Linked DNA regions of Mus musculus: region 1 is linked to region 2. The links are chromatin loops, found by intact Hi-C in ENCODE. Cell type or tissue: heart. All regions are shown on one strand.

The links. A loop is a pair of places that touch in the nucleus more often than their neighbours do. Peaks named below come from ENCODE experiments on the same cell type or tissue, not always from the same donor. Only the 100,000 strongest peaks of a DNase experiment are listed, where the experiment ranks them.
Region 1: it touches region 2 in a loop (2.0-fold over the local background); 1 of 42 quality-filtered maps calls a loop at or near these places.

The regions. Positions count from the first base shown.
Region 1 is chr5:136,956,722-136,964,721 of GRCm38, reverse strand. Fis1 (fission, mitochondrial 1) reads right to left here and starts at 2,645. Exons shown (of 5, transcript NM_025562.3): 1 at 2,494-2,645; 2 at 1,591-1,723. The coding sequence starts at 2,538. In heart, a CTCF peak has its summit at 4,138 (motif pointing left); DNase peaks (open chromatin) are centred at 1,971, 2,381, 2,551, 2,991 and 2 weaker places; H3K4me3 peaks cover 2,163 bases; H3K27ac peaks cover 2,067 bases.
Region 2 is chr5:137,345,874-137,353,873 of GRCm38, reverse strand. It overlaps Ephb4 (Eph receptor B4), which reads right to left and starts at 3,765. Exons shown (of 17, transcript NM_010144.6): 1 at 3,225-3,765. The coding sequence starts at 3,276. Gm52791 (a long non-coding RNA gene) reads left to right here and starts at 3,822. Exons shown (of 3, transcript XR_003955817.1): 1 at 3,822-4,795; 2 at 5,808-5,942; 3 at 6,036-6,274. In heart, a CTCF peak has its summit at 4,233; DNase peaks (open chromatin) are centred at 1,653, 3,843, 4,623, 5,033 and 4 weaker places; H3K4me3 peaks cover 6,292 bases; H3K27ac peaks cover 6,983 bases.

The DNA of each region.
Region 1 (8,000 bases), 390 kb after region 2:
ATGGAATTGAAGCAGGGCTTCATACACAGCAAACATGCACTCCGTAGACTGAGCTTTTGTTTTGTTTTTGAAACAGGGTTTCTCTGTGTAGCCCTGGCTGTCCTACAACCCACTCTATAGACCAGGCTGGCCTCAAACTCAGAGATCCTCCTACTTCTGCTACTCCTCCTACTACTGGGATTAAAGGTGTGAATCACCACTCTAGGCCCACAACCTGCCCCCCTTTCCTATAACTCATCTTCCCTGAGTGACCCTTGTCTGACTTGTTTTTCATTTCATTCTGTGTGTGTGTATCCCCGTAGGACGGTATTAAGATAGGCACTCACTATGCCGCCCGGGCTTGTTTCAAACTCCCCATCAGGCTGCCCCAGCCTCTCTAGCGCTGGAGTTCCGTGGTGCGGCAGCCACCACTTCGGCACTAAATAGCTGTGCAGTGCTACAGTCTCCTCAGGGTCTGCACTGTGTCTCCAAACAGGACTCAAATGCTGACACCACTCCCACTGCTGTGCTCTACTGTAAAAGAAACCTAAAAGTCCAAACTGATCAAAGTAGGGGGACAGTATTTGCTTTTAGAGACCCCAGAGCTGGCGGCACCCCTGAACTCGCAGCACTGAGGTAGCTGAAGCAGGACGCACAGGTTAGAGGTCCTGTGTCAAAGTCAACTGACTAATGATACAGCAGTCTTCTGTTCCCAGCGTCGTCCCTTGACAGCCTCTGGGACTATGCCAACACAGCCCCCAGACTTCAAAGTGCACAGACGGCAGGCCCGTCTATAAAATTAAACGGTGTTTGCATAGAATGCACCTATAGTCCCCAAAGATGCAGTGTTCTTTGAGTCAGGGAGCTCATGTAGCCCAGGCTGACCTCAAATTTGGTCAGGATGTGCTGACTCTGGCCTTGAACTTCTGACCTTCCTGCCTCTATCTCCACAGTCAATGTTCGACTACTGAACTATGTTCCTGTGTCTTCACCTTTGTAGTGCTGGGGTCACACAGCCTTGATACCACTAGCCCCTCAGATATTCTAAATCTCTAGAATTTTCCAAATGACTGTTATCCAATACAACGTAAACACTATATTAACGGCAATTAGTAACTATACCAGAAGTGTTTTGTGTACACTGTGTGTGTGCACATGGAAGCATGGAGGTCAGAGGACGGCCAGTGCTTTCACACTCCACAGCATCCCCTAAAGAAAGGGTCTCCAACTGAACCTGGGCTAAGATGGCAACAAGCCATCTCTAGCTGATTCCAGCTTACTCTCTATACAGACTCGGATGGCCACACTCAGCTGCTGCTGTGGGTGCTGGGGATTTGAACCCAGGTCTTCATGCCTGGACAGGATGCACTGAGTCTCCCCAGCCTGAGAGCATTTTTTCCTACAGCATTTTCCATCTGAATGACTGTTCAGATGCTGGGGACGTAGAGAATCAATCTAGCCCTTTCTCCAAGTGAAGTTACTGGTGGTTACTGAATGACAAATGTGCTGTAAGGTGAGGGTTCTGTGTTGGAAAGGGTCCTGGAGGGGTGAGGTCAAGCACAGTAGAGGTCAGGCTGGCTGGCGGCTGGAAAGTGGGGCCCAGCGCCTTACCCTCCAGCAGCACGATGCCTCTGCGGATGTCCTCATTGTATTTGCTTCGAACCAGGCACCAGGCATATTCAAATTGCGTGCTCTTGGACACAGAACCAGCTGCCTGCTCAGACTGAAATTTCCTTTCAAAATTCTGTCATTAGAGAGAAGAGTGACCATTTAGCAACAAAGAGCAGCAATCATTCTCCAGCTAACTTGATGTCTGAATCCCAGTTAGATCATATTTTCCTCCCTGCCGCCTTTCCCTTGTAGATCTTGGTACCCCGAAGCTTCTGTCATCTCCACCCCTGGGTCCCATGCTGTGTCCTCCCCTTCGGAAGGTCCGTGAACCCAGCCCCTAGTGGTACCAAGAGGAGATGCCACCTGGTGGCAGCTGGAGGCACTGCTCCCAAACCAGCTGACCCCAAGTGTCTGAAGAGTAAACATACTGTCCCAGAGCTAAACGACCTCCTACATGGCCTTTCCCTTGAGGCCGCTGGTCCCGTCCCACCCTACTCTTTTGGGCCTGGATCTGCCTTACTTTAATTCTAGGAGAGGAAAGAAAACACAGCTACAAGGATGCGGTGAAAATAGCACCGTGAGGAACTAAACACTAGCGAAAATTTACACCAGTGACTATACTACTCCATCCCTGCACACGAGTACCCCAAATTCCCAGCTCTGCATCACACTAAGACCCCAGGCCTAGGTCTGAGTTGCTGAAACCCGGGAAGCTACAATTCCCGTCAGGCCTAGGGACACGAAGCCGATTCCCACAAGAAGCAGGATGCCGCAGAGGCTGCTGGGAGCCGTAGTTCAGCTTGCCAAGAAAGACGAAACCGGCACTGGTTAGCCTCAGTCAGCTCTCCTCAGGAACTGCCCTTTCCAATTCTGCCCTTCTCCTTCCTCCGTCCCAGACCTTACCTTCAGATCCTCCACAGACACCAGCTCGTTCAGCACGGCCTCCATGGCCGCCGCCCCTGAAAGCCTCACACTAAGGTCTCTACTGGGCCACAGTCTCCATGGTCCAGTAGCAGGGGCGGAGAGGCACTTCCGGCATCGACCTGTGGAGGCCCCGCCCCTTCCTCCTTTGCCTTGGGGCGGGCGGGGGCACTAGTGCCTACGCTGGGATACTTTGCTCTCTTTGGACTCCCCTGATGTCCTAGATCCTCCCTGCATCACATTATCCTAGGAACCAGTGTAAGAACCCCTCACTCTAGGACCCTGGATTATCTTCAATGTTTGCAATAAAATCCTAATGAGTACCAGGGGCCGGAGGGTCTCAGTGTAGTCTCTCACAAAGAGATGCTCAGTCTCTCATAAAGCAAGAGGAATTGGTAGCTATACCCTCTCCATGCTCCACGCACTCCCCCACCTCCCCCCTCCGAAAACTTGGGTCACATGACCATAGTGGACAGCCATTCTTAATAGGATTCTGAAGAAAACCCAGGAAACACAGTCCAGGGTTAAAGGCCCATGGATGGCTCTCATGTTCTGTTGCCAGACCCCACATAGCTCACAACTGCCTGGGTTCCAGCTATAAGGGGAAAACTTGGGTCACATGATCCGCCTGCCTCTGCCTCCTGATTGCTGGGATTAAAGGCACACACCACCACCCAGCTCAGCCTGCTCTCTTATAGAACCCAGGACCATTAGCCCAGGGATGGTACCACCCACAATGGACTGGGTCCTCCCCCAGTTATGTAAATGCCTTGGAGCCAGATCTCATGGAGGCATTTTTCTCAATTGAGGGGCCCTCCTTTGAGAGAGCTCTAGTTTGGGTGTCAAGCTGACAGAGGACTAGCCAGCACACTCGCTGTCCCTTGCCCTATGATTCTGAAACCTCCAGTAATCACAGGCACTCTGCATGTGCCTGCCGTCTTTGCTATTCAGAACATCTATCTTCTAGCCCTGCCGTTGCTTATTGGTTGATTCATTCATTTTTGATTGAGCATTTCCTAAGTGTCGGTCACTATTTAAGTACAGGGATTGGCACTGAGAAAAAGAAAACTCCTATCCTTATGCATCTAATGTGGGGAGGGGGAATGGTCATGCAGGCTTTCATCCTAGCGCTTGGGAGGTGGAGGCAGGAAGAGGAGGAAGTTTAAGATCATCCTTGGCTTAGCAAGTTGGAGTCCAGCCTGGGGTAGGAACTCTTCTTGGGAGCCAGACAATCCAAGGCTTTCTCAGAGGCCTGGGTGAAAGGGCAAAAGGAATGTCAGCTCTGTGTCACTGTCCACAGGCAGACTTGGCAAGGTCTGAGGCTGGGGCCTGGGCCTCACAGGAGTGAGGGTTGCAGTTTGTCGGGATCCTACTCTCTTCCTGGCCTATGGCTATTCGTCCTTAGATAGACGTGTATGTCTGAGGTATCCTGTGTTCTCGTTGCCAACGTTGTCTAATTTAGCTACTTTGGGCCATTCTCCCCCTACAAATAGCACATAAGATGCTGTATTTTGGGCTGGAGAGATGGCTCAGCGGTTAAGAGCATTGACTGCTCTTACAGGGGTCCTGAGTTCAATTCCCAGCAACCACATGGTGGCTCACAACCATCTGTAATGGGATCCGATGCCCTCTTCTGGTGAGTCTGAAGACAGTGACAGTATACTTATACTTACATGCATAAAATAAATAAACAAATCTTTAAAAATAAATAAACAAACAAATGAACCAACAAAAACCCTGATCCCTTAAGATGATACACCTTAGACCTCAGAAGAGCGTGTTGGATCCCCCCACCCCACCCCACCCCCGCCCTGGAGCTGGAGTTACAGGTAGTCATGAGCTACCTGACATGGTGTTTTAGGGTTTCTATTACCACGGAGAGACATCATGATCCTGGCAACTCTTTGCTTGTTTGTTTGTTTGCCCTTCCAGAAGCCCTGGGCTCAGTTCCCAGTTCTGTCAGGTGGTTCACCACCTCCCAGAACTCCAGTGTTGGGGATCGGGTGCCTTTGGCCTCTGTGGGCACCTGACATGTACACAGAAGCACATACATTTGTACATACAAAGTAGATCTTTTTAAAAATGAAAAGCAAACAAAACCGCAAACATTGTGGCAAAGTGACAGATATATAAAATTTGGCCTCTGACCCACGGTCCCCAGGATCCCTGTTTTTTTTTTTTTTAATTTTTAATTTATTTATTATATGTAAGTACACTGTACGTGTCTTCAGACACTCCAGAAGAGGGAGTCAGATCTCGTTACAGATGGTTGTGAGCCACCATGTGGTTGCTGGGATTTGAACTCCAGACCTTCGGAAGAGCAATTGGGTGCTCTTACCCGCTGAGCCATCTCACCAGCCCGGTTTTGGTTTTTTTAACACGGGGTTTTCACTATGTAGCCCTGGCTGAAATGGCCTCTGTGGCTCAGAATAACTTTAAACTCATACAAATCAACTGCTTCTGCCTCCAAATGCTGGAATTAAAGGTGTGAGCTACCACACCCAGTTAGGATCCCTGACGGAGGTCGCAGGGGCGCTGTAGTTCTGAATGCCTTGCATCTTCCTGAGGAATGGGAGCGACTTAATTCTCACTAACTGGGCCCTGGGTGGTTTTCAGGATGGAGGCTGGTCACAGGAGAATCCAGTCCAGATGAAAAGCTTGGAACTTTGTGTCTAACCCACCCCTCCTTCACTAGGGAAGGGAGAGGGCTGGAGAGAGTCAATAATTAATCAAGTGAAGCCTCCCATAAACGGCTCTCAACTGTGGAATTCAGAGCTGCTGTGCCAGCAGTCACGTGGAAGAATCATGAAAACCGTGCATGAATTACTCTGTCCCCATACAGCCCATGCACCTGGTCTTTTCCTAAGAAACCAGGGGTGACGAGTGCTTCCTTGAATGCCCAGCTGTTATAGCTCTTTCTCCATCCAGAAGCTCTCAATGTGAACCCAGCCACCCAGAAGTACCAGGGGCAACCTGGGCTTGTGAGGGCAGTCTGAAGCAGGCTCTCTAACTTGTGGGTTCAGATGCCAGCTCACGTGAGTGTCAGCACTGAACTGGAGGACAGACACCTCCCTCCACCCACAAAACAGGGTTCACAGAGTGGAGCATCACCTGGGAGCTAGAGAACTCAGGTGTGGGTAGATGTTTGGGGAGAAGTAATTTTCTCATTTAGATGATGGGGGCTGGGGCTGGGACTCAGAGGGCAGAGTGCTGTCTAGTAAGCATGTGTCCTGGGTTTGTTTGGTCACTAGCACAGAAAGATGGCTCAGTCAGTACAGATGCTTGCTGTCAAACCTGATGACCTGAGTTTGGTCCCCAGGACCCATATGGTGGAAAGAGACAACTTTCCCCATGCTGTCCTCGCATCTCTGCACTCAGACTGTTGCATGTCAACCCTCCACAACAGACCAACAAATGTGCATGCAGGGGATGGGGCCCACTGCAAAGGAAAACGAAACCCATGACATAATCTGGAGAGTTGAGAGCACACGAAACGTAACAAGGAAGGGACTGAGGACAAGGAAGATGTGCAGGGACTCAGTGACGCTCTCACAGAGAGCAGAGTCCTGCCACAGAAGGAAGGGGCAGCACAGGTAAACGGCAGAGGACTGCAGGCAGACAGGGGCCCGGGCGCACTGGCTGTGCTGTTCAAGGGCCCCAAATCCTGCTATTCAGGAGCAGGGAAGAGGATCGCCAGTTCAAGGCACACCCCCAGTTAATGAGGGAATTCAAGGCCAAGAGAGCTTGAATGAGCTCACACCTCAAAATATAGAATAAAAGGTGTGCGTGTCTGGGGAGGGAGAGGGAGAGGGAGAGGGAGAGGGAGAGGGAGAGGGAGAGGGAGAGGGAGAGGGAGAGGGAGAGGGAGAGGGAGGAGGGAGGAGGGAGGAGGGAGGAGGGAGGAGGGAGAGGGAGAGGGAGAGGGAGAGGGAGAGGGAGAGGGAGAGGGAGAGGGAGAGGGAGAGGGAGAGGGAGAGGGAGAGGGAGAGGGAGAGGGAGAGGGAGAGGGAGAGGGAGAGGGAGGAGGGAGATGGTTCAATGGTTAAGAGAACTTAATTCTCTTGCAGAAGACTTAAATTTTGTTCCAGGGGATATGACATACTCTTCTGGTCTCCAAGGGCACCTGCACTCATGAGCACACAGATACATACAGACACGCATGCATACATGTAAGAAAAATAAAATAACTCGCTTTATTTTACACGTATGTTTTATGTGCATGTATATATGTGCAGCATGTACATGCCTGAGTGCCTTCAAAACTCAGAAGAGGGGATCAGATCCCCTGAGGCTGGAGTTACAGATGGTTACAAGCCACCTCGTGGGTGACGTGAACTAAACCCAGACCCTTTGTAAGAGCAACAAGTGTTCCTAACCGTGGAGCCATTTCTCCTGCTTTCTAAATAAAATATTTAAAAAACAAAACAAAACTAAAGCTGGGTGTATGTACATGTCTTTAATTTCTGCACTCAAGAGGCAGAGGCAGGAGGACAAGCTCAAGGGTAGCCTGGTCTACACAGTGAGTTCTAGGCCAGCTAGAATTACATGGAAAGACCTTACCTCAAAAACAAACAAACAAACAAATAAACAAAAGGCTGAGGATAAAACTTGGTTATAGAGCCCCTGCCAGAATCCCCCTGGGAGGGGCTGGGGGTGTGGCTCCTGATAGATCACTTGCCTAGCATATGTTGAGTTCCACCCACAGCACTGAACAAAATCAAACAAGGACTTCAGGAAATGTGACCAGCAGAGAGCTGGTGAAATTGTGTGAGAGGAGACCAGGTTGACAAACAGGTTTTTTGCCTTGGGACGCAATGAGCACCTACCTATTCAATGCCTCTTTGGTGTAGACAGGCCTTTTGAGCCACAAAGAAACAGGTTCTAGACAGTTCTGTCACCTGTCCAATGTCACAGAGAATTTTGCTTTTATTTTTAATATTATTGGGTTTAACAGTTTGTGATGGTTATCATTTTAAAACCCAGCCCATTATCATCCATTTTGGTTAAATTACTATTCTCACATGTGTGTCTAACGTGTATGTCAAGGCTACAAGACAAGGATGGAAGCCAGAGGACAATTCTGCGAGGTTGGTTCTCTCCTCCAGGTTTACAGTGGCGATGGAGGGACATATCACACTCAGACACCAGACCTGGTCAGTAAGCTCTTTTCCTGCTGGGCATCTTTCCAACCCTAGAGCTGGGGTTTTTACTCCAAGAAGGTTCTTTTTCTCTTCCTTTTCCCCCTCCCTCCTCTTCCTTCCCAGTCTCTAGCTCAGGCTGGCCTTGAGTTCCTGATCTACCTGCCTCTGCCTCTCGGGTACTAGGACTGCAGGTGTGGTAGCATCATTCCTGCTTTCCGTGGTGCTGAGGAGTGAACTCAGGATTTCACACATGCCAAGTGAATGCTCTACCGACGAGCTACACGCCCAGCAGCCTACACCTCCTTTTCTATTGGCTTTGAACCACAGCCGCCTTCACTTCTACACCAG
Region 2 (8,000 bases):
AGAGCCTCACAAGTTGTCCTCTGAGTGTGACACAAGTACTAGGCACAAGAGAAGTCTTTGTCTTCCTCTTTGTCCCCAACCTCACATAAAGCGCATGTTGATAATTTAAAGCAGGTCGGCAGGCTCGCAGGTAGCATTCCCTGATGAACGCCCTCACCAGCCCAATGCCCTTAGATTTGTAACCCCTGTTCCCAGTGCCAACTCTCCCATCAGCAGCTGGTGGGCACTGGATAGCTTCTAGATTTCCCCGGAGGGGCTGTACCCAGAAAAATGAGGGAAACTCATGCTGGAAGTTAAATGTGCACACAACTCAGGAAGGAAGGAAGGAAGGAAGGAAGGAAGGAAGGAAGGAAGGAAGGAAGGAAGGAAGGAAGGAGAAGAAGAAGAAGAAGAAGGAGAAGGAGAAGGAGAAGGAGAAGGAGAAGAAGAAGAAGAAGGAGAAGAAGCAGCAGCAGCAGGCGCTCTTGGGCTGATTCTCAGCATTTGCTCTCAGGGAAGGCAGGTATGGCACAGCTGGAGTGCTTGCTTCGTGTAGTCAGGCTCCAGGCTTCACCCCCAGAATTGCAAAAGAAAAAAAAAAAAGAAAAGAAAAGAAAGAAGAGAAAAGAAAAGAAAAGAAGAGAAGAGAAGAGAAGAGAAGAGAAGAGAAGAGAAGAGAAGAGAAGAGAAAAGAAAAGAAAAGAAAAGAAAAGAAAAGAAAAGAAAAGAAAAGAAAAGAAAGTTCTGGGCCTGGTAGCACATTCCTGTAATGCCAGCACTTGGGAGGTAGAGACAGAAAGATCAAGAGTTCAAGACCAGCTAGTGAGTTTGTGCCCAGTCTGAATTGCATGAGATCTTGTCTGGAAACAAACAAACAAACAAACAAAAAACAGGACAAAACCCAGTCCTGGCCTTGCCTCCTGGGGCTGAGAACTGCTGGTCCAGGCTAAGGTTTCCTAGAGGCCTGTCTTAGGCTCCACACTCCCTCCCTTTCCTAAGTGCCAAAATTGGCTTCCATCCCGGTCCCCGCCCCCTTTTCACACCAGACACCCAGTCCTTCAAGGTGATGCCCTCGCCTGAGGCAGTGCACCTCCCCCATTTGCTACCACCAGAGAAATAAGTTCTGGAAGCCTGGACTCTTGGGTTCCCTGCCTCGCTCAGCTCCAGCAGAGGCCCCACCACATCTGGACTTGGTTAGGAGAAAGAAAGGAGGAGAGTTTAGGGGTGGGGAGTTGTGTGTGAACACACCTGGAGGGGCTCTGGGATCATTTGAGGGGAGCAGACATGATGCTGACCCAGGAAGGGATTAGGAGATGTGCAGACTTCACTGGCAACACAACCGGGAGGGAGGAAGGGAGGGTTGGGGAATCCCCTGGTGAGGGTAGGCAACCTGGGAGGGGGCAGGAGTCTGGGAACCACATGCGTTGAGAGTGGGCCTCCAGGGGAGTCAGCGGAACACCTGGGACCAGGTCCCGCCCTCCCCTTTGGCTTTGAGAGAGAGGAGTGCCTGGAGTTAGGGTGGATGAGGGAGGCATCACCTCAAAGTTGCGGTGCTGTCTCAGGGTGTAGGGGGCAGGCAGGAACCTGAGCAGCCAGAGGCAAAGCCTACCGGCCCCTCTAATGGGTGGCAGGAGACAGCAGAACACGTTGGGGACAGGATGCCCACGGTTCTGGGAAGGGGGTGGATAGAGGCCGCCGTCCCCACCCTCCATTGTTCCAGCCTGGATAGCGTTTTCCTGTCTCCAATTTACACACTGTCTGTGCAACAGGCTGCTCTTCAGCCTGTTGAGCTGAGCCCAGACTCACTTTCCCTGCATCCACAACACGCCAGTTTGCCTCCAGCTCACTTCAGTCCCCCAGTTCCCAGACCCACCTCTCACCTCCTTCCCTCCAGGGCTCCATTTCTAGGTCGTCGTCCCCTCCCCCCCCCACCACCACATCTCCCAGTTTACACCTCCTTTAGGGCCTGAGGCCTTGGATAAACTAATTAACATTTCTAAAGCTTTAGTTTGTCACCTGTTAAGGAAACAAGAACTCTCCTTTTTTGCTGGGCAAAATAACAGTAAAATAATCGCAGTTGGCACAGGTGAAGGCAGGGGCTTGAGAATCATTCAGGTAGCGCAGGCGAGAAGGGGCATTTCCTATTGGCCCGTCTTTCCCTCCAGACACACTTCATGGGTGCTCTGCCCATTTGACTTCCTCCTCTCCAGGAGCCCAAAGTCTGTCCTCACCCCATTCCCACACTTTGATCAGCCCAGAACAGCACTGCCCAGCCTAGAGGGAGCTCCTTTGATTCCATCGCTTCAGGGAGAGATCTCCCCCACTCTTGTGTCCCACTCCCCAGATTCTCCTTTGATTCTAAGCAGCAAGGGAGGTTGTGGGGGAGCCAAATTCATTGAAAAGAGATTAGGGAGGCAGGAAAGGGGGTTATGAGTCCTGTGCAGCCCCAAGAGGGACTGTGGAGTTAGGGGCTCACAGATCTGAAGAGGCATTTGGAGAGGAATACAGAAGGAAAAAAAAAAAAAAAACCAGAAATCTGAGGCGGGCTAGGAGGCGGCCAGCTGGGGTGAATTAGGGCGACACAGGCCGGTGTTAGGCAGTTTCTGCGGGCTTGCATGGCTGGAAGAAAGCCTCAGCCTTGGGAAAAGTTGAGGTCTAAATGGCATGTAAAAGGTTGGGGTACAGCCTTGAGAAAAACAAGAAAAGAGTCTGCACGAGGTCAGTAGCCTGGCCAGCCATTTGGGAGTTGGAGAGTGGGGCTGCAGATGGGGCCATCCTGACTGGGGTGTGGAGTCCAGGTGTGAATGAACGCTAGGGAACCAGAGGTGGGGGTCGCTTTACGGCCTAGCTGGGGTCTGCCTCGCCTGCAAGTGCCCCTTCAGGAACTTTCCCCTGGAGTTTAGCCAGAGGTGGAGAGAGGATAAAAACTTTGGGGGATAGTTTTGAACATTAGGGTGGACAGGAAAAGGAAGGCTGTCATGGGCCTTTGGCATCAGGACTGAGAATTTAGAAGGCTGGGTAAGGGAAGGTCCCGGGTCTGAGCTCTCGACTCCATCTCTTTCCCAAACAAAAGAAAAACCCCACTCCCCGCCAGGCCGCCTCCTCCCCGCCCCCTCCCGTTCTAGTGCTATTGGTCCGAAGTGTTTAAGGGGTACCGGAGTTGGGATAGGGAGAGACCAGCTTTTGCACTCTGAGGCACAACTTTGGGGGACCCCAAGAACAGGGGGCACCCCAAGAAAACTCACCTTCTAAAGCAGTGGCGAGGGAAGCCCAGCACAGCAGCGCTCGGAGCTCCATGGCGCCGCCTCACTTTGGCTGAATGCGATCCGAGTTTGGGGGGCCCTGGCCCCCCCAGGTCTGACCCTCCCCTGGGCGGGTGCACACCGACTCTGCTGCTGGGACTTTCCGTCGAGGGCCTCTCAACGATGGCCCATGCGGGCGCGCCAGGCACCCGCGCTCAGGTGCGGCCCCCACGTCCCCGCCGCAGCGCGCGCGCGCGGGGAGGCCAGCCTTGAGGGGGGACGTCCTGGCAGTGGCCGTCGCTGGGCGGGCGGAGATCGGGACGTGGCTGAGAGTTAGGGGTCCCTTCGGGGCTTCGGGGGTCCCGCCCTGGCTGGCTGGGGTGGGCCGATTGCTCGCGGTCTCTCTCGCTCCCTGGAGTGGTTGGTGGATGTCGCGCCGCCGGGGTTAGTGCGCCGGTCGCGGTCAAGGAAGGTGGAAACCAAAGTGGGAACCGAGCAGGAGGGAGGGAAACAGGCTGGGCCAGGGCTGGGCCGAGTCGAGACTGAGTCGGGCGGCGCCTGGCCTAGGAGGGAGGGGCGCATAGGAGGCGGAGACAGTCCCATGTCAGAGTTTCCCCCCGCCCCATCTCCCAACACCCTGGAGCCCGGGTTTCTCTGGGAGGGGGGGGTGCACGGGGAGCTGATTGGCTCCTATGCTGCTGAATAATTCATGAGAGGGGGGGCCGCCCGAACTGAGCCTGTCGGGAAGTTAGGAGAAAGTTTGCAAGAGGGGGAGGGGCGGCATGTGTGGAACTTAGGGACTGTCCAGGGGTGCTGGGTGTCCCATGCCTACTACCCCTGATTGTGCATGTTGGGGCAGTAGCCCAGGAATCCTCAGGACTGACCTGAACCTACCAGGCCTCACAGATGTGTGCGTAAATGTGAATGCCCCCACACAAAGCCTGCTTTGACCTTGCAGCGGGACCTGAGATTCCACATCTGGATGCGCCCCCTGCCACCTAGTTGGAGCAGGGGATTGCATTTGGGAGGAGAAGGTTAAAACTTTGCATTTGGGTATGGAGAGCTTCCCAACAGACCTCCGTTCCTCAAGCAATAATCCCAGCTTGTCTATCTCCGGAGAGAGCGCTCACACAATCAGTGCGTGCTCGTTAAGTCCTGGAGATCCACTGAGCGCGCAGCCTAACGCTGGAGAAAGTGGTTTGAAACCCAAAGTATAGAAAATGTAAATAAAAGGCAGGCGTGTCAGAGAGGGTGAGGGATCTCCGTAACACCTCATTTCATTTTTTTAAAGGAGGGGGACACTTCCCCGCCGCCTGCAGCCTTGACCTCCAAGGCGGGGGTAGGGACCGTTGTGGCTCTTTCCTGAGGCTGTTTCCTGTCTGGCTCCTGGGGGCCCTCGGGATGGCTGGGAGGGCCCTTCCTCTCATTTGCTAGCACCCCCTCTCATCCATCAGTTTGAGGGGAGGGTCCAGGAAAGACGGCCTCCTATCTACATCAGGGCACTGTGAGTGTGGGGCACGGGATGGTTGGATGAGAGAGGTGCTGTTCCCGAAGTCGGTCCTTTAAGGGCTGCGGTAAGGAGACTTTAATTTAAGGTAATTAGTACAGGGTCTGGAAACTCTGAGGTAGGAGTCTGGGGCACCTGGGAGTCTGCCAAATACCCTAAGGGCGCACACACACACCCCAGCGGGCGCGGGAGACCGGTGATGACCTCTTGTCCGCCTGCGCGCACACACACACCAGCGGGCGCGGGAGACCCGTGATGGCCTTTTGTCCCCGTGCACTTATCTTCCTGGCGCAAGTAGTGCTCCCCACCCCCTGCCCTTCCTCACAGCCCTGCCTGGGTCCCGCTCCGGGGTGGGGGGTCAGCCAGGGCAGGAAACAGCCGGCTTGGCTGGAGCCAGGCTGACCGGCTAGATCTGGGAGTCCCCTCCTCCTTCCCCACGCAGACTCAGGCTCCCCTTCTCTTATCCACAGACACCCCCTTTTTTGCAGCTATCATTCTGCATCCGGGTCCCCCTGAATTTCTGAGTCGTGGCTTGTTCTCACCCTAGGAGCCACCATCAGCAGCCCACTTCAAGCCTTTGATTGCTTAAAAATTTTCACATTTAGTGGGATAAGCAATTCATTAGTATGCAGAGACGATTAACGCCTCAATAGAGGAGAGACAAGCAGCCTGGATGACAGAGGCAGGCGTGGAGGAGGGTTCGGTTGATGAGACCCAGCTGAAAAGATGAAAGAGCCCATCAGATTATTCCGAAAACCCAAAGACAGTGTATCAGTAAGAATGACTCCTGGGCTGGCCTCTCTGCTGCTATCAGTAGAGAATTTGGTAAACAGTTTCTCTAGCACCCAGAAAGCCCTGAGTTCCATCCCATTCCTACACAGATCCAGTGTGGTCATACTCCCACAACTTGGGAGGAAAGTGGAACCAGACTGGACTACATTGCAAGTCTTACACACACACACACACACACACACACACACACACACACACACACACACAGAGAGAGAGAGAGAGAGAGAGAGAGAGAGAGAGAGAGCGCGCACTGGTGAAAATCCCGTGATTTCCCTTTTCCATGCAAGTGACGCCCGAGATCTTTACTCCCCGGGTCAGGAAGCACCCTCCATTTATCCTGTGTGTGTGAGGTCATTCCTTCCACTCCCGGACCACCAGAAACTCCTGCTGCCAGCACTGAGTTGCTTAGCCTTCTGCTGCAGGTGAGAACTCCCATTAGCCCAAAATCAGTGTTTGTCCCAAAGACCCAACCAAATCTCAAACCTTTTTGTTTTTCTTCTTCTTCTCGGTGTTAGGGGACTTGGAGGAACTGGGACGTGGCTCTGTGGTAGAAGTGCCAGCTGCCAAAGCGGACAACTTGAGTTTGAATTTCAAGGTAAACATAGTGGAAGGAGAAAACCGATTTCCAGAAGTTGTCTGTCATCTGTGACCTCCACATGGACACTGTGGCCTTCACTGGCTCTCTCCTAACGCAATAAATATGCAAATAAAAAATAGGATTACGGGCTGGTGAGATGGCTCAGTGGGTAAGAGCACCCGACTGCTCTTCCGAAGGTCTGGAGTTCAAATCCCAGCAACCACATGGTGGCTCACAACCACCCATAATGAGATCTGATGCCCTCTTCTGGTGTGTCTGAAGACAGCTACAGTGTACTTACGTATAATAAATAAGTAAATAAATCTTTAAAAAAAAAAAAAAATAGGATTACAAAAACTTTGAAAGGCACTGAAGAGATGGCTCGGCCGTGAAGGGTACCTGTTGCTTTCACAGAGGACATCGTGGGTTTGATTCCTAGCACCCACGAGCTGGTGCCCAAGCATCCATAACTCCAGTTCCAGAGGCTCCAATGCCCTCTTTGGACCTCTGTGGGCACCAGGCACACATGTGGTGCATAGACATGCAAGCAGGCAAAACACTCATGCACATAAGACAAAACTGAGTCATCTAGAAAAAAATCATCTAAAACCAAAACAAACTCTGAAGCCCTTCACAGATTTCCCACTGCGGGTGTTAACAGTCACCTCTGTATGCTCCCCCTCACTGGCAGGCCAGATCCTTGTACATATATATATAGTCTTCTTGAGTACAAATAACATTAGGAGTCTTTTCTTTCTTTCTTCTAGCCCAAACAAACGCCACCCCCCTTTTTTTATACAGTTGAGTATGACCTTGAACAGTTGGTCCCCCTGCCTCCAAGGCCTCAATGCAAGGCATGTACCATCCCACCAGGCTTATGAGGTGCTCCTGATTGACCACCCCAAACCCCAACCACCCCCACCCCCACCCCCACCACCCGCTTCAGGCATGCTAAGCAATTTCTCTCTGCCTCTGTCTCTGTCTCCGTCTCTCTCTCCAGTGAGCCACCACCCTGGCCTAGAAGTCCCTTTCACACTGTGACAGTTTGTTTTGAGCCCTCAGAGAGATAAGGCTTTTCCTATATGTAAACTGGGTAAACTGGGCCTGTAATCCCAGGCACTCAGGAAGCAGAAGCTAGAGCGCTGGGATTTTTGAGACCAGTTTGCCCTGCTTAGTGAGTTCTAGGACTGACAGTAAAAATCTTGTCTCAAAAAAAAAAAAAAAAAAAAAAAAAGATAAGGGAGGGCAGGGGTGGAGTGGGAGGGCAGGGGTGGGAGTGGGAGGGCAGGGGTGGAGTGGGAGAGGAGGCATGAATAAGAACTGAGAACATAAACATAAAAGTATCCTATGGAAATGTCATAACAAAACACATTAAACACTTAATAAGATGGTGACAAAATGGCTCAAGGGATAAAAGGGCTTGCTTGCCCTTGATGACCTGAGTTTGAGCCCCAGGACCCACTACATCGTAGGAGAGAATCCTCACAAAGTTGTCCTTTGATCTTCATACACACGTGTGAGTACACACCCACAGGCACACACATGCACACCCCAAAATCAATGAAAACGAAACCCCAAAATCGATAAGAACAAAGCAGGGGGAAACATTCCTGTACATTTGAAGTAGCAGAGAACAGACTAGCCGTGTGCCTCCTTTAAACGGTAAGTGGTGAAGTCCCCGCGTTGAAGCCTAGCCAGCCACTCCTCTCTTGGCTCACTTAACCCCATGGAGTCCAAAGTTCCCTGAGGTATAAACCACAGCACCTCTCACACATCTGCTTGCTTCCCTGGCCCTAGTTAATGAATACCGCCACTTTAAACGGATTTTTCTTGGTGGTGGTTCAGTGTGAGTGTGTGTGTGTGTGTGTGTGTGTGTGTGTGTGTGTGTGTGTGTGTGCTCCTC